Linked DNA regions of Homo sapiens: region 1 is linked to region 2. Evidence: read pairs that join two places in POLR2A ChIA-PET (ENCODE). Cell type or tissue: MCF 10A. All regions are shown on one strand. Each heading gives the region's core, and the rest is flanking DNA. Links, peaks and the distances in the headings are about the cores only. Region 1 has its middle 110 kb from the start of GLI2. Region 2 has its middle 6.1 kb from the start of LINC01101.

The links. ChIA-PET counts read pairs that join two places held together with the same protein. Peaks named below come from ENCODE experiments on the same cell type or tissue, not always from the same donor. Only the 100,000 strongest peaks of a DNase experiment are listed, where the experiment ranks them.
Region 1: POLR2A ChIA-PET joins it to region 2 with 11 read pairs; 2 of 35 experiments call an interaction of 5 or more read pairs at or near these places.

What each region holds. Positions count from the first base shown.
Region 1 is chr2:120,615,611-120,627,029 of GRCh38, forward strand. No RefSeq gene overlaps it. Among named protein-coding and RNA genes, the nearest start is that of GLI2, 110 kb to the right of the region's middle. In MCF 10A, for the core only: no CTCF peak of the experiment used is centred there; DNase peaks (open chromatin) are centred at 4,641 and 4,971.
Region 2 is chr2:120,466,764-120,478,182 of GRCh38, forward strand. No RefSeq gene overlaps it. Among named protein-coding and RNA genes, the nearest start is that of LINC01101, 6.1 kb to the left of the region's middle. In MCF 10A, for the core only: no CTCF peak of the experiment used is centred there; DNase peaks (open chromatin) are centred at 3,718, 6,358, 7,158 and 9,528.

The sequences.
Region 1 (11,419 bases), core at 1,437-9,436, 150 kb after region 2:
AATAAACCCGGACCCTCTTCCCGTGCCAAGAGAGACAGACGATAGCAAAGGAGGCAGCCTATTCACAGCGGGTGGTTTGCATGTACAGGGCCCTGCCTACCAGCAAAGGTGGCCCACTGGTGGGCTTTGCCATCTGACTAGAGCAGGAGCTTCACCTCTCTTGGATATGATGGGTGCACGGAGGGAGCCCAGGGCGAGCCCAGGGCTCACCAAAACCAAGTTCCAGGCCCAGCTTCAGAGAGTATTGTTATGAAGCAGGCATTCGCCGCAGTCCTAGGAACCTTCATTTTCTCAGCTATAAAATGGCAGCATCAATGGCGCCATCCCACTGGTCTCATGAGTTGGGGTGAGGACACGCTGGGAGAGAGTAGTGGAAAGGCTCCCTGCCCTCAAGGGGTGCACACATGCAGAAACCGACTGTTACGATGATGATGAATGGTCTTGCCTTCCCCTCCAGGGTCCCCTTCTCAGGAGGGCCGGGATCAGGCTTCACATCTGGGTTTCCCTCCAGCCAGCAGAACCAGCCTGGACACAGGTGTTCCCTGAAGCTGGCCAGATGATGAACTAACGACTGAAGGAATCAAGAAGACAGATGATGACTCGGCGTGGTGTGGAGCCCAGATCAGCTGTTAGGGACCTTCACACAGCACTCCTCTCCATAATCGTTTCACTACTTTTGTCCTAAAATCCACAGCTTGCGAGTTGGTTTTCTGTATCATTTGTGGCATTAGCCTGAGACTCTGGAAAGGACAGGAAAAGGGAAGCACAGTGATTGCTCACAGGGGCTCTGTGTACTTTACCTCCCAGATGTTCTGCAAAACAGGTGTCACCACTGCAGGGCGGGCACTGCACCCCAGCACACAGCTGAGCTGGGGGTGGGGTCCAGGGCTTGAGCTCAGCCTGCAGTCCACTCCCCAAGCCCTGTGCCCAGAGGATCAATTTTTTCTAATTCATGCAAAGATGCTCTATAGGTTGGCAGTTCCCAGATACCTAACCCCTGTGAGGCATGGTGCCATTTTTCAGAGGGAGAAACTGAGGCTCAGAAAAGTTCACTTGCCCAACCAAGGTCACACCACAGGTGAGTAGTGGAGCCAGGACCTTGGGCAAGTGAATTTCAGGCTGGGCTTGAGCCCTGGCCTCCTGGAGTCAGATAGACTCTACTCCTTATAGAATGTGGGTGTGGACTCCATTTCTTACAGAGTGTGGACACTGTGACCACAGAGTGGCCCCATAAAGTGGCCACCTCTACAGATGTTGGACAGAGGCTTTCTTCACAGGCTGGCTTATGCTCAACCCCACCTTACAATTTGGGCATGCAGATAATTCCTTCCATGATGTGTTAGTTACAGTTCTTCTGATTTCAAGTAATAGAGACCAAACCAGCAAAAGAAAAAAACTTTATTAGAAAGATACTGAGAGGCCTGAAGGAACTCAAAATCCCAGAAGAACAGAATCCAAGATTGTCCAGGACAGTTCGGAGGATCTCAGAGGTGGAAATGGATTGCCTTTCATCCAGAACCCTGGCATGAGCTCCATTTGGCTTTTAGTCCCTCTGTTACAGTTCCAAATTCCTAAGAGAGAGACTCTGCATGTTGGGCAACTTGGGTCAAGTGTCTCCTTCAGTGAATCGTTTCCTGGGGCCAGGTCCCCTGTGGCAGCATGATTGCTCACAGCCCAACACTGTGATCATGGCCAGTTACCATGTGGGGGATGTACACGCCACCCTTAGACCCAGCAAGAGGGGCTGCTTCCCCGGCTCCAGGCTTCAGAGGGCCCTGCATATTATGAACACACACACACACGCACACACACACACACACACACCTTTTTTTTCTTCTTCTTTTTTGATACAGAGTTTCACTCTTGTTGCCCAGGCTGGAGTGCAATGGCACGATCTCGGCTCACTACAACCTCTGCCTCCTGGGTTCAAGCGATTCTTCTGCCTCAGCCTCCCGAGTAGCTGGGATTACAGGCAGGTGCCACCACGTTTGGCTAATTTTGTATTTTTAGTAGAGATGGGGGTTTCTCCTTGTTGGTCAGGCTGGTCTCGAACTCTCAACCTCAGGTGATCCGCCCTCCTCAGCCTCCCAAAGTGCTGGGATTACAGGCATGAGCCAACACGCCCAGCCCCACACACTTCTTAAAAACACGCAGGATCCAGGCCTTGGTGCTGGTAGATAACAAGGGTAAACATCCATTCTCATGAGTGGCACTGCTCAGGCCCCAGGGAAATCCATTTCTATATCTCTTGTTTAATGTCCTCAACACAAAAGGCATCTAAATGCTGGAAAATTTGTGAGTTACACCTCTGCAGATGTCAGGCAGACACTGCTTCCAGAGGGAAGGAGAATTTGCATGGTGGAAGCTCTTCCCTAAGAGAAAATACAAACTGTTTCACTTGTTAAATCCTCTCAGCACCAATGCAATAGATTTTTAATGACTTATGTTTAGTAGCAAAATATTGTTTCCTAGTAACGTTGAGCATCTATTTCCTTCTCTTCCTGTTCCAATTCATGATTCTGAAGGCACCTGATAATTAGCATATCTTTCACAATAGTGGAGTTGATATTTTGCATGAGCAGCTGAGAAATATATTGCAATATTAAACAATTCGTTTTACTCTTCAATTAGTATATATGTAGGTCTACATTAGAAGTAACATGATGAGGCCGGGCGCAGTGGCTCACGCCTGTAATCCCAGTACTTTGGGAGGCTGAGGCGGGCAGATCACGAGGTCAAGAGATCAAGACCATCCTGGCCAATGTGGTAAAACCCCGTCTCTACTAAAAATACAAAAATTAGCTGGGTGTGGCGGCGGGTGCCTGTAGTCTCAGCTACTCAGGAGACTGAGGCAGGAGAATCGCTTGAACCCGGGAGGAGGAGGTTACAGTGAGCCAAGATCGCCACTGTACTCCAGCCAGGCAAAAAAGCGAGACTTTGTCTCAAAAAAAAAAAAAAAAAAAGAAGAAGAAGAAGAATATGATGAAGTGTAATACTAGTGCTTTCTGTTAGTGACTAGATGCATGCAGAATGCCAGAATTGTGGATAATCTTTGTTTTGTAAAATCATTTAATATGATTTTCCTAAATTTTCAAAAAATTAAATTAAAAACTTCAGCTTTATTTAAACAATTGTAAGATTTTGATATCCATTAATTATAATTATATTTTCTTTCAATTGTCACAGAGAATTGTAAATATTTTAAAGAAGATTTTTATTGAAAACATAAATTTTTTAAATGTTTTGATTCTATTTACCATTATTTAGGGTTTTTGATAAAAAATAAATTCAAATTTTGTACATATTAAATGCAATCAACTTTTATTTTTCATCATATAAGCTGGCGTTAGCAAACTTTTTCTTAATGGGCTAGATAATAAATATGGTAGGCAGGCAATATGGTCTCTATTACAAACACTCAACTCTGCCATTGCAGCATAAAAGCAGCCGCAACAAAACATAAGTGATTGTATGCGTCTATGGTCCAATAAGACCTTATTTACAAAACAATTTGTTTGTATCTTGCTTCATGTGTAAAAATTTTTTTGATTTTGAAATTAATAAAAATGTTTGTTAATCAACTATGAACAAAGATAGAATGCCAAATCTGGCTATAGAGTTCACTGAATATTAATATTCAAAGAAGATAAATTTTGATGAAGTCTTTGGCAAACTTGCAGAAGTTAAAGCTCAAAATAAAAATCTGTGATGTTCTTGATTACTGTTACAGACCAATGTTTTTTTAAAAAGATTCTTCCCTTTTTCAAAAAAAATTTGATTTAAAAGTATTAATTCATGATCTGTCTTTTGTACTGCATATTAATTTTACTTCTTATTTTAAGAAAATGTTTAACCAGCATGACATATATATTACATATAGAAAGTTCAATGAAAGAAAACTTTCACTGTCTATACCTCTTTGCTAGCCATTATTATTATCGACTTCATTTCATGATGACTTTCTGAGACTCCTGTATATAATGGAAGGGATATGAAAACATGAGCCACTCTGGGCAGTGGTGTGCTAGAGCCAGCTTGCTGCAGCTCATGACAACTGATGGCGAGGTCTCTTCCCAGTTCTGTGTCCGTACCTTGAAATCAGCCACAATGGGAGTATTTACACCGTGGAACTCTGCAAACACCACAGATGAGTGCTGGAGCCCCCAGAGAGCTGGTTGTTAAATATTTACCAGTCCACCTCTGACTCTGGTTCTTGATATGCCAGGTACAGGGCCCAGTCCTGTTTGGGTCCCTCTTAGGTAGTGATGGAATGCTGCAGGCATGCTCAGTCTTACTGTTTGGCAAAGCTGATAACACCCAGCGAATAAGGAGAAGCATAAGGCCTCTCTGTCATCTGTCATCTTTTGGTCAGGTATTCAGTTTCTCTCTTTGGACCCAGTATTCTTCCAGGAGCTAACTGACAAAAGAATAGGTGCTTACTGAACAGATCAGAGCTTTGCTTCGAAATCTTAGGGTTTCAGTTACGATTTCCTATCAGTGCTTTCAACACTCAGACCTACTGAAGAAACAGCACCATTGGATCTATTGGGTTATAAGGCCCAAGGGGCAGAGCTACTTATAGCCTTGGCCAGCTTAAGAGCTTTCTCTTGCTGTGAGCCCCACCCAAGCTGGGGTGTCTTATGGCTTACTCATAAATGAGTCGTAAGAACACAACACAACCAAACAGGGTGTGCTCCTTACAAAGTGTAAAGGGGTTCACAAAGCCCCATGCCTCCTTTTTGTACAAGGGGATAAAGTGAAACAACTTCTTCACTTTGGAGCAAATATCCCAATATGTCTCAGACCACCAGAATCCCAGAAACTTCAGTGAGATGGCCCTGTATTTGTATGGAGTTTATCACCTATCTTACATCACACATATGCCTTAACAAAGGCTTGTAAGTACATGTACTTTCTACTTTCCCTGGTTTCCTAGCTTGATATCTGCAATGTAGGAGATGAACATTGCATCATGGGAGATGGTGAGACAGTTAGGGTGAATTGTGCCACAAAGCCAGAAGGCTGATGTAATCACAGAGCAGATCATGAAGATGTACTGCTATCCTTTCCAGGTGAAAACAAACTACTGAATTCCTGAAGCTTTTTACGTTCATAGGAATTTTCTTTAAATGACCAACTGTGATGCCATGGGCTGTGTAAATGTGTAAAGATTCCTCATCTTAAAATAACAGCTGTAATTGAGGTCACCACTTGAATACATTTACAATAATCTGTGGTTACTCTCCAAGATCCACCTGTCTTCTTTATCAACTAAATAGGCAAGTTATATGAAAATAAAATAAGAATCACTACTCTTGCACTTTTTTCAAATATTTCATGTTGGCACTAATATGTGAAATTCCCCAAAGGATATGGAACTGTATGGACTAATAACTTGGTAGGGAAGCAGAATTCCAGGGGCTTCCATTTGGCCCATCCCAGTACTATACTAGGCCTATGATAGCCATTATTCTACAAATCAAAGAGTCAGTGTAGAGATTCTGTCAATTTCTAAGCATTTCCAACTATTCATGTGAAAATGGAAAATAAACATGGGATGGGCTTGGATTCTCATTGTCTTCAGTCAGGTGAATTGAGTTAAAACTCCAATTATCCCCTTAGCCTCAAAATCCTCTGACTGGTAGACCACAGTGATGTTATAAGTTTCCAGGAATTAGTCTTAGCTCAGAACCAATGTTCAACAGTTCTTTCTCCAGTGCAGAATTACCTGACAAATGGCCCAGGTCACTCTGTGATAGACCTGGAGAAAGATTCATGTTATTACAAGGTCCTGCCTTAAGGCCAATGGATTTATTCCTGGGGGGACTGAATCTGTGAATTGAATCAAGCCTACCTAGGGATTAGTTGAAAAGCCATGATTTTCTATCGCGATGACTCCAGTCAAATCCAAAGAAACCTTAGTAGACTACCTATCTACTTCAGTCTTTAGGTTCCTAAACCCAAACAGCCATAACCAAGATCCCCGTGGGTCAGACCGTTATCACTCCAGCCCGACTCTCTGTGATGGTTCCATCTGATGTTCTCTGCTGCTGTCTCTGGTGGTCACACACCATTGCTTGTCTCTGCCCTTCTAGGATCTTCCGTCTTGAAATCAGGAGCCTGTTTCCACCACACTCTCTCCGACCTGCATCTCCGGCCCTCGGAGAAAGGCCATTATCCTACTTCCCAATGGGGCCAGCACTCTCCTCACCATTGTAGTTCTAGTGAAGGTTGTGTCCTCTTGGAGAACAAAATTAGAGAGAGGTTTACGCATAATAATCTCACTTCAGAGCTATAATTTTATAAAGAATTTCTGGCGTTTCAGTGTAGGCCATGCCTGAGTCCGGGTTTCCATCACCCAGCAGAGGGAAAGACAAGAAATGCTCCCAGCTGGCCAAGGCTGCACAGTGAACCTGAATCTCTGGAAAGGACCCCAATATGGTCAATTTTACTTGCTCGCAAGCCGTTTGGTTTGGAAGGTGCTTAGAAATAGAATTGACAGGACTGCTGATGGATGTGGAGTGTGAGGAGAAGAAGATGTCCAAAGTGACTCCCGGTTTTGTCGAGTGACACTAGGTAGATGGCACGTCATCTAGTGACAAGGTAGATTTTCACACTAGTTGATGGCATGTTGCCTAGTGACAAGGGCAAAGCTCCAGGAGCAGCAGTGGAGAGATAAATGCTGGTGGGTGTGCCCACTTTGCAGAAGTGGAAACTAACGATTAAAGGATTTAAGTGACGAGCCTCTTATCACACAACTAATAAGTGACAAAGTGTGGTTGAAGTCCATGTGTGCCTGGTCCCCGAGCCACGCTCCTGCCACCTCACCCCTTCCAGCTGTCCTGCTTCCCCACTCTGCCTCCTCCCCAGCCCTGCCCTATCCCAGATGCAGTCGCTGTGCCTCCATGGTCATTTTGAGGTTTCCATGCTAAGCCCTTGCGTACCTCTTTGTAGTGAATTCTCTCAACACCCGTGTGTGATGGGTTCTGTTGGCCCCGGTATTACAGACAAGGCAGCTGAAGTTCAGGCACGCTAGTTAACTCTGTACTCCTACCCAAGGACTGATGACAGCACTGAGACTTTATCTCACAGGGCGGTGAAGAGGATCAAAAGAGAAAGTGTTGGTGAAAGTTATTGAAAAGTTAGCTGGGTATAATACAAAATGACTTGTCTACAGCATGTCCTGTTGTAGTGTCCTGCCTGGTGACTCAGCAAACCTTGCTGAATGCTGCATCCAGGGGCACCTTTCCTGGTGCTCAGGAATTGGTAACTGAGTCTATAGGTGAACTCGAGGAGGCATTAAATACCCCATAGTGTGAAGAGAGGGGCTGAACACGGAGGCCAGGCTCCTCCTGCCAGAAATAGAGCTGTGGTCTGCTATCGTCATCCGTCTCTGCTCAGCCCCATCACTCAGGACAGCACCTGGAGATGGGGCAGGGAGCAGGAATGAGGGCGGCTTGTGGAAGGAAAGGTTTCGTGGTGACAGCTTGCCCCTCCTTTCCCTGGGAAGAGGGGGGCCACTTCCCCGCCTGCCCTGCCCCTGGCCATAGCATTGAGCCAGGCCAAATGATGCAGGTTGCCAAGGGAGTCATTGGCGTTCTGCTCCTCACTTGCAGGCCCCTGCCGGCTGTTCATCAGCGTGGAGCAGGGTGAAGAGCTTCCTGTGAGAGCTGGCCACGGCCCCAGCATTTCAGGAGGCCAAGGGCATAACCGCGGCGCCTTCTTCTCCTTTGGAGTTTTCTGAAGCCGGAAGCTTCATGGGTGTAATCTCAGTAGCTGAGCAGAGAACCCCCTACAGGCTGAGGGCTGAGGGGAGTGTGGGAAGTCCCCGTGTTGTCCCAGACCCATACATCTCTGGCCAGGCATGGAGGAAGATCCCAAGGGCTCCACAACTCCACCTGCAGGAGTGCCAACATCAGAGCGGCTAGAGCTGTGGGCTTCCCGGGTGAGAAGGCATCCCGCCTAGACAGGGCCAGGGTGGAGGCCAGAATGGGGACCACACATGATTGTCCCTTTGGGGGAGGATGTCAGTGAGAGAGGGTCCTGAGGTGAAGAACACCTGTCCCTGGGGATGAAGGGAGCACATGGGCTTGCGCCAGCCACAGACTGCAGTAGGGAGGCCTCCAATCACCGGCATGGACCCAGGTCCCAGGACATAGTGTTTTCTCTCCTGTGCCATCTGTACAGTAGCCATGTCCAGAAGGCAGGGTGGGGTGGGAGGGACCGTACGTCTCAGAAGAGACCACACCCTCCCATCTTACTTCAGGTCCTCCGCGCTATGGAGTCAAATCTGAGTGGAGGAGTGAAGGAAGGGATGCTGCATTTGGGATGGAAGGTTTCAACCAGCCAGGTGTCTTTTGATAACCAAAAGCTATTTGATCCACTTGCCATGTTGTTAAGGATTCAACATTCAAGTAAGTTGCCCTGCACACAACGATGGGCTTCAGAGTGCAGCCCCTCTAGATGGAACCTCCTGGCGGAAACTCCATCTTGGCTCATCAGGAATGTAGCCTGCCCAGGTGGATACTGCTTCCCATGGCCCTGGACAGAAGAGGAAACTATGAGGAGTGAGTGCTGGGATCCCAGCTCCCCCGCGAGCATCCACTGTGACTCTGGGTCTTGCCGCCAGTGCAGAGAGGAGAGAAGGGGACACTGACTCACCGACTCATAGCTCAATGACAGCACTCCCACTCTTGGTGACAGCAACCAGATGGCAAAGCCCTGTCCTGAGACCACCCAGTCCTCACGGCACAAACTTGCCTGTCCATCAGAAGCAAGCAAATTAGCCCTGCAGAGGCTGCTGTTTTCAGCCCAGCAGGTTGTTAGTTGAGACAAGGTTCTTGTCCTGTTTATGGGTTATTAGTCCAGCAGAGATGGATTTGAAAAGCAAAACAAAACACCTTACCCAGGAAGCACAGGAATAAGTCAGAAATTGGTGGGTTGGGAGGACTCTACATGCTCCCTTTTGGCACAAGCCCAGGTTGCGTGGCCACATGCCCCAGATGGGCCCCAGCAGTCAGCAACAGGACTGTGACCACAGCCACCTGTAGTCAATGCTTGAGGATGCAAACAAGGCCTCAGTGTTGAAGCACAGTGACGCTGGGCTGTAAGGAAAGTAATACCTTGTCCTCACAGCTTCTAGCCCTTCTGGTCTTTAAGCTTAGTCTTTGGTGGGGGCACAAGAGCTGCATAGGCAGGGCCCCAGGGCTGCAGGCTTCTTCCTCTGCCCGATGCTGGCGCCCAGGCTTCCACCCACTGCAGGGCCCACACAAGGAAGGAAGTGCTCATGGGCAGCCTGGGGCAGGCCCAGGCTCAGAGCAGTTATGGAACAGGAGAGGACGGGAGGTCAGAGAGAGTCTGGAGCCGTCTCAGAGGATGTTGTGCAAAGGACAGTTGAGTCCCGAAGAATTAGAAAATTTGGGGCAACTGAGGAAGTAGACAGAGCATTGCAGGTGGGTGGTGGGGAGGTACTGGGGGATTGGTAGAACCAAGAGGGAGAGTCACTGATTTATTTAACAAAACCTCAGGGAGGTATCCGGCGTCAAGGCCCCGTGCTGCAGCAGAGAATCAGACCACAAAGGGTCGGCAGCACTGAGCCCTCTGGAGCTCTCGGTCCAGGCAGGCACAGGGCAAGGGGCAGCCAGACCACGAGAGAGTCCTCACCAAGGGCATGTGCAGCTGAGGAGGGCAGAGGGCTCCAGGCTGGGCCGTCTGGAAAATCCAAAGAGGAGAGAGGTTCTGGATGAGGCCCCACCCACACTCCTGGCCTGCCCCTGACCTTTCTATCCCCGCCATGCCTGATCTCCTCCCGATCCACAACTTTGTTCCTCCGTGCCTTGGCAGATGTCATCCATCCCCTGGACCTCAATGCTCTCCCCTCTCTCTGCCTGGCAAACTTCTGCTTATCTTCAGCCCTCCTGGAAAGCGTTACCTTCCCTCTGCCCCTCTACATGGAAGGCCCCTCCTCCAACTTCTCTAGGACCCTGAACTAGCTGTAATAAGAATATTAGCAATAATAGTAGTAATGGCCGTGATCAATAACAACTGGGAGAAACTGCCAAGATTACTGTTGCCAGTCACCTTTCTAGGTGCTTCACATCTATTAACTCAGGTTCTCCTCACAACTCCAGAAGGAGACATTATCATCTTCATCTTACAGGTGAGGACACTGAGGCCCAGAGAGATTAAGTAAGTTGCCCAAAGTCACACAGCAACTTCCTCTGTGGCAGAAAAATGCCTTGCAATTATTTATAATTGTGAATCTGCCCAGGGTGTGGGTCACCAGGTGCGGGCTGGCCCTTCCCACCTGGCTATGCATTGCTTTTCTGGGCCAGAGTCCAGGGAGTGTGTTTGTCCAGCAAAGAGTGACTACAATCACTGCCCATGAAAACAAGCACCCATCCCAGAACCCCTTGGTCAGCTGCCACACCTGCCAGTCGCATGACATCACCTCTTGGGTCCCTGGCTGCTACCCTCCCTTCCTAGAGAGAAGGGGAGGCTGGCATAGCCACCAGCAGCAAGAAAACAAACAGCACCAGCCTCACCACCTCCCACATTTCTCGGAACTGGGGGCCCTTCTGGCTATCAGGCGTTAAGGAATTCTTCTAAGAGGGACAAAAGAGGGTGAGAGAGATGTAGAAACACCAGTGACAATGGAAACACTGGCCAGCACACATAAACCATGCTCTGCACCTACCCTCTGGCCGCATGTTAACATCCGTGATCTGTGCCAGCGGGCAGCCTTCCCACACCCATGGATGGGGAGCATCAGCCTCTCAGCCCACATGGCCTCTATCCTCAGAAGGGGCCAGCATCCCTGTCCCACCCCACTTAGGTCCCCAGTTCTGTTTCTTATGATGGCACCTTCCCAGATGCCTAGCTTCACAGAATTCTCGCAGTTAGGCGCTCACCACAGAGCCAATCTGATTTAAATCATATTTCTTCATAGGCTGGATGTCCCCATCTTGTCTTCTTCTTATTTCCTTACAGATTGGCATACACAACTAGTGGGTAAACACACGCCCTTCCTCTCTCCAGCCTCTCCACACACACATGCAGGCCCACACAGAGCCACTCATGTGCACAGACACCCACACACAGCCTCGGGACTCCTGATTTCTCCCAATGCTTTCAATGGGTCCATTCTTCACGCAGAGTCCTGTACAGCAAGATCAGGATGAGGAAAGGACTGTCAGAAGAATGACTCCCCTGAGTCACGGGTGGCTTCCTCAGAAGCCGCAGCCTCAGTAGACTGTAAGAATAACAGGAGAGACTCAAGTTGCCAGCATCAGCAGGGCCGTCATGGCCACAGTCAGTTAGAATTAGGTTCAGCCAATAACAGTGGCTTAAATCAGTGTTTCTCAAACTCTAATGTTCATACAAATCACTGGGAGCTTATTAAACTGTAGATATTGATTTA
Region 2 (11,419 bases), core at 1,909-9,908:
TGTAAAATATTGTGGTGTGCTTTCCATAAGTGATGGCTGTTTATGATTAGGGAGGGAGTGAGGCTGAGTCTTGAAGCTGGAATGCCAGTGGAGGCCAGAGGGTATTCCAGGCTGGAGGGACAGGCAGAGCTGGGACAAAGGCACTCAGATGGCAATGAATAGTGTTTGTCTGGGAGACTGAATAAAATAGGCTCTGAAGCAACATATTATTGTAGGGTGGTTATTTCTGGGAAGGAAACAGAATTCCCCCTCTTCCCAGCAGTGTGACCTTGGGCGAACCATTTGACCTCTTGATCCTTCAGTTTCCTCGTTTATAAATGGGGATGCAAAGTCTTGTATCGAAGGACTTTCATGAAGATGAAAAGAACCTGATGTACAGCAGACACTCAAACATTAGCTTTTAGGGCTTTAGAAAGGTCAAGTTCTCCCAGTACTTTGGGAGGCTGAGGCAGGTAGATCGCCTGAGGTCAGGAGTTTGAGACCAGGCTAGCCAACACGGTGAAACCCCCTCTCTACTAAAAATACAAAAAATTAGCTGGGTATGGTGGCACATGCCTGTAATACCAGCTACTTGGGAGGCTGAGGCAGGAGAATTGCTTAAACCCGGGAGGCGGAGGTTGCAGTGAGCCGAGATTGTGCCATTGCACTCCCGCCTGGGCAACAGAGTGAGACTCTGTCTTGAAAAAAAAAAAAGAAAGGGCAGGTTGTAGGTTCTTTATGCCCTGAATGAGGCTGTGGGAGTCTGGTGGAGTCAAAGACACAGGAGACCCATCACGCCCACTTGGTCACTAGCAGACAGCCCTTTCCCTTGGGCTGCAGGGAGCCAGGGTGGGAGCCTCACAAAGGGTGTAGCCTTGAGCACCCAGCTGGCCCAAGGGCCTGAGCCTGCAACCCCCCTTTCCTGGGCTGTATCTTCTGGTCTGTTCCTTGGATCTCCTGGGCCTGCTCCTCTCATCTTAGCCCTCAGGAAGTCCTTGATCCCCAGCCCCTATTTGGGGTAGAGAAGGTGAGAAATGCTTAGGGTAAGTTATACTGCCACTGGCTTCTTCAGCATCAGACCCCTGATTCAAACATGTGGTGAGTTCCTGGGCCCCTTGGCTTTCCCTAAGGGCCAGCAAAGGGCCTTTTAAAGAGAAAGAAGAAAAGGTAAGTAGGGAGCATAATATTTGATGAGCACGTTAAAGCGTTCATTCATGGGTATCAGATAGAAACGTTTGGCTTCACTTAAGGGGAATCTCAACTCACTGTGGCTTAAACAAAATTAGGTTTATTTTTCTGACATCATAATTCTGAAAACGAGTGGTTGATGGCCTTGGTCAGCTGCTGGTGATGCCAAGTACTGGGCTCTTCCCAGCTTTCTGTTCATCGTCCTTAGCACGTGGGCCTCCTCGTTGCCTTGTGGTGGCAAGATGGCAGCCTCGACTCCCTGGGAAAGTAGAGGGTCTCCCAGGAGCACCCTGTTGGTGTCTCATCGGCCAAAAGTGGGTCACATGGCCAACCCTGGCAGCAAGGGATGCTGGGAATGCAAACACTTGGATGTTCTTCTGCAGTGTTAATGGCAGGGCCAGGCAAGCATGGGTGGGAGGTGTGGGAGTGAGCGAATGGGAGTGGAGTCATCCAAGCAGCCACCTGCCGGAGAAGATAGTACTGTAGTACTCACAGCCCAGTCTTACATATGGAAAGCTGGTGCCAAGGGCAGAGAAATGCTTACTCAATAGCAGTTTGATTGATCTACTTAGATATTCTGGGCCCACAACCAGAGATCCAGAGATAAAAGTAATTTCCTTGCCTTCCAGAGAGAGAAGGAGAATAATAATAGTAATAATAACAGTATAATAGCTTAAGTTCACTAAGTGTGTAGTGCTGGGTGCTTATTGAGCACTTTCCAGACTTTATCTTGCCTCATGCCCACCCAACCCCAAGCGACAGGCACCATTCTAACTGCTGTGGAGGAAACAGAGGCTCTTTGAGGCTCAGTGAGGACTGAGGCACACAGGCCTGCCCCCCTCCCACAGCATGAGGTGGTGGATTTGATAATCCAGGTATGAATCAGGCCATTGGGCAGCCTCCTTGCTAGGGACTGCATCGAGGATTTCTGAAGGTGGGGAGACACGGAAGCACCAATTAGAATTTCCCAGTCAAAGAGGGAAAGGTGTCTTGGGTGAGAAAAGACACCTGGAAGGACACATTATTAGTGACCTAGTAAAATCTAAGGCATCCCTAGGGTCTATCTACTCACACTGTAACAGGAATTTCTGTATTTAAAGGGAGTGTTGGAAATAAAATACTTGTAAAATCAGTAAGTGACATGAATGCAAATATTTTGAAAATAAAGTTCTTTAGTTTACAAAATACTCAAAGATGGAAAAAATAAAATATCCTAACATTTGATGCTGGTGATAGTGTGGTGAACTAGACAACATTTGCACATTGCTGGCGGGAGGGTAAATTGGTATAAACCTTTAGAAAAGCAGCTTGAAAAACATTCTTCAAAATGTGCTGATCTCTTGGTTTTACTCCTGGAAATATGTCCTAAAGAAATGATAAACAAAATTAGACAGTTATTTCTGTGCAAGGCAGATAATTTGTTGAAATATGAATTTATGGCGTTTTCCCTTTGTATTTTTCCTTTCAATGTCCCGTATATGTAGCCAGACTTCTTTCTGTTTCCTAGTCTCAGGGGCATTTGCAGATATTTGCCTGAATCTACTTGCAGGAAACATCTTTTCCTGTCCTTTGTGAAAGAAGAAGGCCAAGAAAGAAAACACCAAAAAAAAAAAAAAAAAAAAAAAAAGATGAGTGGGAAGGAAAAGGGAAGAAGGAAGGTTTCTAGTATCTGGGAAGAACGCCCAAGTCCCAGAGGCCTGACCTAAGCCCTTTCCATAGCAGTGCCTTGGGATGTGGCATGGTTTTCCAAAAGTTGCTGTCTGTCCAGAGAAGCTGGAGTCAAAACACAGCTATGCTCCAGCATTCTGAGCCCTCAACCTGGCCCCAGCCACTGGGCGTCAAGGAGCATGCTAAGTGGGAGAACAGGGACCTCTGAGGAACCCTCCCTGGTGCCTAGCAAACTGTGCAAACCCCAGGCCCTTTGCTTGGCCTCAGAACCTGGGAGTCCTGAAAGTAACTAAGGTGGTTTTTTCCGGCCAGGCTTCAAATAGGATTTAAAGAAAACTTTGAATGTGACATTTTCACATATCCGCGTTCATGAGAAAACATATTTCCAAAGACAATTGAGTACAGAGTTATTATCTTATTTGATTTTTCAACTAGTGGTTAAATATTTTCCATAGGAAGATACCGAAGTCTCCTGCCCTGTGTTCCCTGAACTCCAAGCACATAACTCATTGTACCAACCTGGCCGGGAGAGTCATTCTCTATATTTAGTGTCTCACTGTTCTTCGAGGTTCTTGGGTCCTGGAGACTTCTCAGAGCGTTATCTTGTTTACCTCTGTGTCCCCAGTGCCTTACACAATGCCTGGCAAACACTATGGGAATGAATGAGGAAATGAACATGTATGTGAATGAATGAATGAATGAACAAATGGGTGTCTGGTGTCTGAGATAAAGGGCCTGGTGAGATCCGTTCCTGTTGTCTCCACATAGACGCTGCTGGCAGCCCTGAGGGCTGTGCACACGGGCCAGGCGGATGGAGTTAACTGCAAACACACTTGGGAAGTGTAAACAGCCCTCCTCCGGGCCAGGCCGACTGGCAGCCTCACGGGCAGCTTGCACAATCCTGTGGGCTGCTATGATACTCATTTTTTGGGCATGGAGTCATCTCTGCTTTGGGCCTCTCCCTCCTTGCCCTGGATTGTCTTGGCAACACAGATGGAACTGCGTGTCTGTTGTCAGTGGGAGGAAGTTCAGACCCCCAGCCCCTCCAGGAACTCCATTCTGATTTAGAGCTGCCCAAGGACCCAAGGAGGCTGGAGCTGAGAGGGAGCTTGGGGATTACCTAGCCCAACCTCTTCATTTTCCAGATGAAGGATCTGAGACCTAAAGAGGTGGGGACACTAAGGCCACTGTAAGTGTGTCAAAGCTTGCCACAGAGCTGGGTGTCCTGGGATGGCAGCTGGTTTCAGAACCAGCCAAGCAAGGCCTGTAAATCCTGGCACAACAGACTGTCCAGCCATGTGAACTTGGATCAGGGACTTCTTCCCGAGTCTCAGTCCCTTCATCTGCAGGGCACTGCGTGCAAGGGTGTTGTGCAGACCTTAGGGAGCGCTGATGGTAAAATGCCTAGCACAGTGCCTGGCTCAGACTAAGGGCTTCCTTCTGCCTCCCTCTGCCCTTTCTTTCCACACTTTTCGTGCTCACCATTCCTCCATATCTGGGCATGAAACGCCGCTGCTTCCCTCAGAACCTCCACTTCAGGGCCACCCCCTTCCCCTGTTGGCTCTGTGTGATGTGGTTGCCTCTGTATTCGTTAGAATCCACTTTCTTTCATGCTTTTTCTGTCTTCACACAACTGTTGATCCTGCCAAAATCATTCATTCATATTTTTCTTCTTTTCTCCCTTCTTACAGGCCTTCCCAGGCCCCTGCTATCTGCCAGCCATCTGCTGGGCAGAGATGCTCATGGCCGGCGCCTGCCCCTACAGAGCGCGACTGCTTCTCTGGAGAGGCTGCATGGGCAATGACAGTGCAGGGGAGGAGAGCTGGATGGCAGGGGCAGTGCTGTGTGTCCTCAAAACCCTGTGCCATCTCTCTCCTTTCTGGAATGCTGTGCTAGGCAGAATAATGTGCCACACCAAGAGGGTGCCTTAGTTCAGACTGCTAGAACAGAATATTATAGACTGGGTGGCTTAAACAGCAGGTATTTATGTCTCACGATTCTGGAGGCTGGAAGTCTGAGGTCAGGGTGCCAGGATGGTTGGGTTCTGGGGAGGGTCTCTTCTGGGCTCACAGATGGCTGCCTTCTTGCTATGCATACCCATGGAAGAGAGCAGAGTGAGCCATGGCAAACTCTTCTGCCTGTTCTTCTAAGACTGCTAATCCCATCATGGGGGCTCCAGCCTCATGACCTCATCACCTCCCAAAGGCCCCACCTCCTAACACCATCACAGTGCAGGGTAGAATGTCAACATTGGAATTTTAGGGAGACACAAATATTCAGTCCATAACAGATGGCCATGTCTTACTCCCCCAGATCTGTGGATGTGACCTCACATGCCAAAAGGACCTTTGCAGATGTGGTGAAGATACGGACCTTGAGAGGGATGGTTATCCTGGATTACCAGGGCGGGCACAATGGTCCCTGTTAGAGGAAAGCAGGAGGTCACAGGGAATAGAAGATGCTATTCTGTGGTTTTGAAAATGGAGGAAAGGGGTGAGCCACAAGCCAAGGAATGTGAGCACCCTTGGAGCCTTCCAAAGGAACAATTCCTACTGATGCCTTGATTTTAGCCCCAGGGAACTCATTCCTGACTTCAAGATACAGAATGCAAACACAGAAGACTACACTTCCCGTTGCCCCTGCAGTTTGGTGGGGTCATATGACTAATTCTGGCCAATGAAATAGGGCACAGGTGACACCTCCCTTTAGCCCGAGGCTTCACCCTCTGCCTTTTCTCTTCCCCTGCCACAGCCACTGAGGACATTCTAGCTGCTCAGGATGCAAAATGATGGAGCTGCTGGCAGCCTGAATCCCCAAGTGACTGTGTGGAGCAGAGCCTCCACCTGACTACCAAAAACTACCAGGATCTGGTGTTACTTGTTACAGCAACGTAACCCAGGCTCTCCTGATGATGAGTACTCTGATGAGGCTCTTGCTTCACAGAGGAGGTGACAATTAAGCCTTGAGGAGACACACATGTGCATGTGTGGTTGCGACCTCTGTGGGCACGGGTCTGTATGAGCACACATCTTTGTGCAACTCAGGTTGTGTGTGCGTTTGTGTGTGTATCTATGGGTTATCTCTGGGTCTAGCTCTAGTTCTGTGGGGTCTGGCACAAACTAAGGTGTCAGTATGTGAGTGGGTGTCTGGTGTTGAGGGGTCAGATACAGTGAGCACAGTACAAGCGAATATGAGGGGAGGATGTGATGACAGTGAATAGATGCTTTCAAAATCATCAGGAAGAAAAAGACGTGGGACACACTGGTAGCTCCAGAGGTGAGTCCTGAGTCCTGCGCCCCTGGGGGCCAGCTTTAGAGCCACGCCATGATTTATTAATCTGTAGTTGCTGTGGGAGCGTGGCTCTTTCTGGAGGGGCAAGCATGAACCACGTCAGTCCCACCACGGGTCGGGTTGGCACGATGTGTTCATTGCCCACATGACTCACTGTTTTGTTACCTGAAATACATCTAATTCCTATTAATAACGAGCACTGTAGGGCATACATTTCATCATTAGCATTAAATGACTTTATTGCAGGATACAAAGGAGCTGCCTGTGATGTATGATGCAACTGCTGGAGCGAGGGCCTTTGGAGAGAGGGCGTGTGTGCACACGAACACGCACACACATGAGCTCTCTTATGTCCTGGTCATTGTGCAATGAGGGTGTGTATCACAGGCAGACAACTTTTCTTGCACACTTCAGCACCTCCTGAAGCGAATATTTTGTTTGCTCGGCTTACCAATGGGGTGCCGGGAAGGCCACTGTGCCCCTAGTTGGTGTGGTACCCTAGGCCCAAGACAGGAACTTGTTTTCCTGAGAGTCTGTGCAGGCCAAGTGCAGGGCTAAAGGCCTTCAAAACTCTTACCTGAAAGAAACCCAGGACCTATCTGTGGGTAGCAGTTGCAAGCCTCATTTTACGTATGAGGAAACTGAGACTCCCAGAGCCCAGAGGACCTGCCTAAGGTGTGCGGTGGAGCAACTGCTTAAATCCTGCCAGGCCTGGCCCTCTATGCTCTTCCACGTGAACTTGAACCTTTGTTAGGTGCTCTGCCCCTCATTTTCCCAGTCAGCAGGGCTGGCTCATCTTCCCCTCCCTGCCAACCTCACAGGGCGCTTTAAGATCAAGCAAGATGAGGTGTTGGCAACACGGAGACTGCAGGAAGCATGATGCACGGATTACCTGAGCGGGTTTGAACTGCTGTTTGGGAGCTTTATGACTGAGATTACTCATTCTCCTTCCTTTTTTGTTTTGTAACAACTTTGTATCTTTCACTCACGGCCGTGAGAGTCTCCCCTCTGGCCTCTGTCGTTACTAGTAAGAACTGATGTCAGAGCCCGGTTGGGGCAAGTGGTCAAGGGGCTTGGCGGAACTGCTCTTCTGCCCCCCAGGTACACACTTGCCTTTGCAAAAACAACTCCCTATTTGGCAAAAGGCAGTGTTTGCCCTGGGACAGGGCCTTGCAACCCCATGCCAGGCCCTGTTTATTCTGGCATAAGCCACGGTGGTGGCCAAGCGCTCTGAGTTTATTGAACTTCCTGGATTTCTTATCACATAGCCTGCTCTGCCAGGGAGCCGGTGAAATGCTGATATGTGCCCACGGGAAGATATTAAGGGGGCTGCAAACACCACCCCTGTCCCCCGAGGAGCAGGCAGCTCTGGGCAGGGCTGCTGGGGCCAGTGGGGGGACGGTTGAAGGGGTAGGTCAGACATGGGGATAAACCTTCCCTCTCCTTAACCTTGCCTGAACCTAGGCTCCCCATGGCTGAATTCCCGCCCCTGAATTCTTGGTGGTCTCTCCCTGTCCAGCCTCCACACCTTTGCCTGGGTCTTGCCTCCCATTTGGATTTCCTTCCCCAGTCTCTCCAAATGAAATCCTACCTGCTTGGTAAAATAAAAGAATGACGGAATGAGCTTCGAGGCTGGGACTGGTAGGTGACGGACTGTGTCTCTCCTACCACATTTTCCTGTGCACTTCCCTGCTTGTAGGCATGGAAGCTTAGGGGCTCCTCAGGGAGCCTCACGGAGCTCGGGAGAACTTCACACAACACTGTGTGGCTGCAGAAGGCTGGGTGGCGGTTGCAGGAGTGAGTGGGTAGGGGAGGGGCTTCCAGGGTCATGGGTGGGAAGACCCTTGCTCGCACCCTAACTCCCAATCTTCCGGCACTGTGGCCTTAGGGAGTGGCCCCACCCAGGCTTCCTTTGCCTGAGTAGAATGAGTTTCATGGCAGCCCTTTCTTCTTTTTTTTCTTTTATTTATTTATTTATATTTTTGAGATGGAGTCTCGCTCTGTCGCCAGGCTGGAGTGCAGTGGTGCAATCTCAGCTCACTGCAACCTCCACCTCCCAGGTTCAAGCGATTCTCCTGCCTCAGCCTCCCAAGTAGTTGGGATTATAGGCACGCGCCATCATGCCTAGCTAATTTTTTTTTTTTAGTAGAGACGGGGTTTCACCGTGTTGGCCAGGATGGTCTCCATCTCTTGACCCCACAATCTGCCCGCCTTGGCCTCCCAAAGTGCCAGGATCACAGGCGTGAGCTACCGCGCCTGGCCAGCAGCCCTTTCTTTAGAAGGCTTACTGTCTACGAAGCACCACTGTGAGAGTGGCAGGTATCTTTTATCAGAGCTTATGTAGCCCTAAGGGGACTTCAGAAAAGTGGTTGGGCTTCAATAGCCTTTGCACTGTGATTGCACTGTAATTGCACCATTCCTAGTAGAATACAATTCCTGAGTCTCCTTCCTGTGCCTATCACCCAACAAACCCACCAGTTGCTATTGTTTATCCTCTTTGCAGGTGAGGAGATTCATCGAGATGATGCCAATGGCCCCAGGTCACACAGCTGATGGTGGCAGAGCAAGGGTTCAGCCCAGGCTGGGTCTTTCCTCCCTGCAGGCTGAAGGAAGTTCCTTCTTCTCCACGCCACAGGTCCCTCTTGCTGGCCAGCAGTTCCCCAGCCTGCCTGCCCTCCTGTATCTGGGGGCTGTGCTAATGTGGAGTGAGTTGAGGCCTACCTTAGGGTCCCTGATCATTATCTGTGTTCTCTTGGTTCCTGTCATGTTTGGGAAGACCCTGTGATTATGTAGTCCACTGTCTTCCTCCAGTTGCAGGGCACAGCCATTGACAGACACATCAGCACCTATATCTGAGGGAAGGAGTCTCAAGCCAAGACCTTTGATGCCGGGGAGCAGCAGCTCCAGGTTGGGTCCTAGAGTGGCCACACTGGGAATTCAGGCTCATTGTCAGAATAAGGAAAGGACGTGCCGTGGGGAACAGAAAGAGGGAGGGAGCAATGATGAATTAGTTCCCACTGCACACAGGCACTGCGAGGATTCATTATGGTGCCGTCTCATTCCATTCTCTCCACAACCTTGTAAGAAAGGTCTTGATTTGATCCCCATTTTGCAGAAGGGGAAATGAGGCACAGAGGAAGTGATTTTCCCAAAGCCACACAGCTAACATGGCAGAGGTAGGGGTCAACCCAGGCCTGTGACAGCTTTCTGATTTTGCCAGGGCATAGTTCCCTACACTGGAAACATGGTTATCAAAGGGACTTATCTTCAGGCAGAGCTAGAAGAGAGGTCTGGGGAGAGAAGAGTCATTGTTCCCATGAGTCAGGGGCCCTCAGCTCCAGGCCAGCAGCCAGTCTGGTCCTGGCAGCTCCTGCCACCCACCTGGTATGGCCAGAGGCCTGAAGGTGCTTCAGCGAGGTTAGTCAGCCCAGGTGAGTGGCAAGCAGGCACCCATCAGGAGGTCCGCCTCCACCCCCTGCACTTCTGATGAGAAAACAACCTAAGTACTGCATCTGGCCTCAGTCCTGAGCCTCCGCCCAGGGTGCATTACTCACTGCCCCACTGGACCCGTCGCCCCCCTGGGAGGGGCCGCCAGTTCGGCTGGCCCTGTGGGCCATGTGTCTACAGGGGTTGTGTGGAGGAGGGGCTGGGCAGCACCCAATCATTCATATCCCCTCACTAGACTTTATGGGGACCCAGGCATTCAGCGACATCAGGCTGGGCCTGGGGCACCTCCAGCCTTGTATATTAAACAAGCATAAAGTTATTTGGCTTCACTTTAGAATTAAAATTATGTTCTGTAGAGAAAATTTGGATGAAACAGTGAAATAAAATAAAGAAAAATAATGTACCCCAAGATAAGAACTGGGTTCATTTCTTCCCAGACCTCCATACATGTGTATTGGGTGGTTTTGCATAGTTGATGCGATCGTCCCCTTTACTGTGGATGGAGTGCCCCCAGCTTCCCTGGGCCTCATTCATTTACCTGCACCTCAGCCTGAGACCTGTCTGACTGCAGAGCCCAAGTTCTGTACATACTCTTATAATTCCAAGTTTTGTACCTAACATCTCATCAGAGGTATTTCCTCTATGATGAGAAATTTGTGTAAACATCAGGTTTAACATCCATACGTTACTCCCTTGAGTGACAGTTCCACACATACAAAATCCCGCCCCTGGGGCTGGACACCTTAGTTATTTCTAATCTCTCACCATTATAAGTGCACTGCGATCAATGACTCTGGCTACATATATGTATTTCGGGTTCTTTCCCTCAGGCAGCTGCTTAGAGGTGGGATTGTGAGATCAGAGGGTAGGGGCACCCCATTTGAGTGCCTGATTTCACCTGGCTGGGCAGACCAGCCACAGCCCAGCCCCACCCCACCACCGCTAGGTGAGTGAGAAAGTGGCTTCAGATGCTCCCCCTGGCCCAGTGTGGAGCCCCTGTTTTGATGCTGAGCACACAGCTGTTTTTCCTGGGGAGCAGGTGTGATGCCATCTGCCATGCCTCTGGCCTATTTGAAGACAAGTCTCAGAGAGGCAAAGCCACTTACCCAAGGTCACACAGCCGGCACCAGAACCCACAAAACATGGCATCTCACACAGGATTTGCAAAGCACCTGCCACTAATTCTTTGGACTTTGCAGTGGACTTTCCTCTGGGGCTCAGGATCCACGTGCACTGATGTCCTTCCTGCAGCATCTTGGGAGGTTTCCACCAAGGCTGGGTTTTGGTCCACCCCCTCCTCTGGCCAGCCTCCTTCTGAACATACTGCCCACCTCTGCCCATCACCTCCTGCTGGGCTGCTGCAGTAGCCTCTGCCAGCTCCACCTGTGCCCACTCTTGCTCTATTTCCCACTGAGCAATCAGAGTGACCGTCACAAAACCCAAATCCCACTGTGCCACTCCCCTCTCCACTCCGAAGACTCCCCTGGCTGGGTGTGAACAATAAACTCACCTGAAAATGTGCAGAGGAGGTTCCAATCTGGCAGCATTGGATTCAGCTCCCAACCTGTGCTAGGCACAGGGCTGGCATTACAGTGAACCAGACACAGACATTAGAAGGAAGACTGGATTCCTTAGCCTAACTTACCAGCACCTGCATCCTCTGTCCCCTGCCTCATCCCCTGTGGCCTGCTGGGCTCCAGCTCTTGGCCTCTCTTGGGCCACTCAGGCAGCCAAGCCCTCTCCACCTCACAGGCTTTGCGGTTCCTTCAGCTTAGAATGCTCTTTCCCTCTTTTCCTCTGGCTGCCTCCCTGCCTCCCCAGAGTTCTCTGCACACCCAGGCATCCT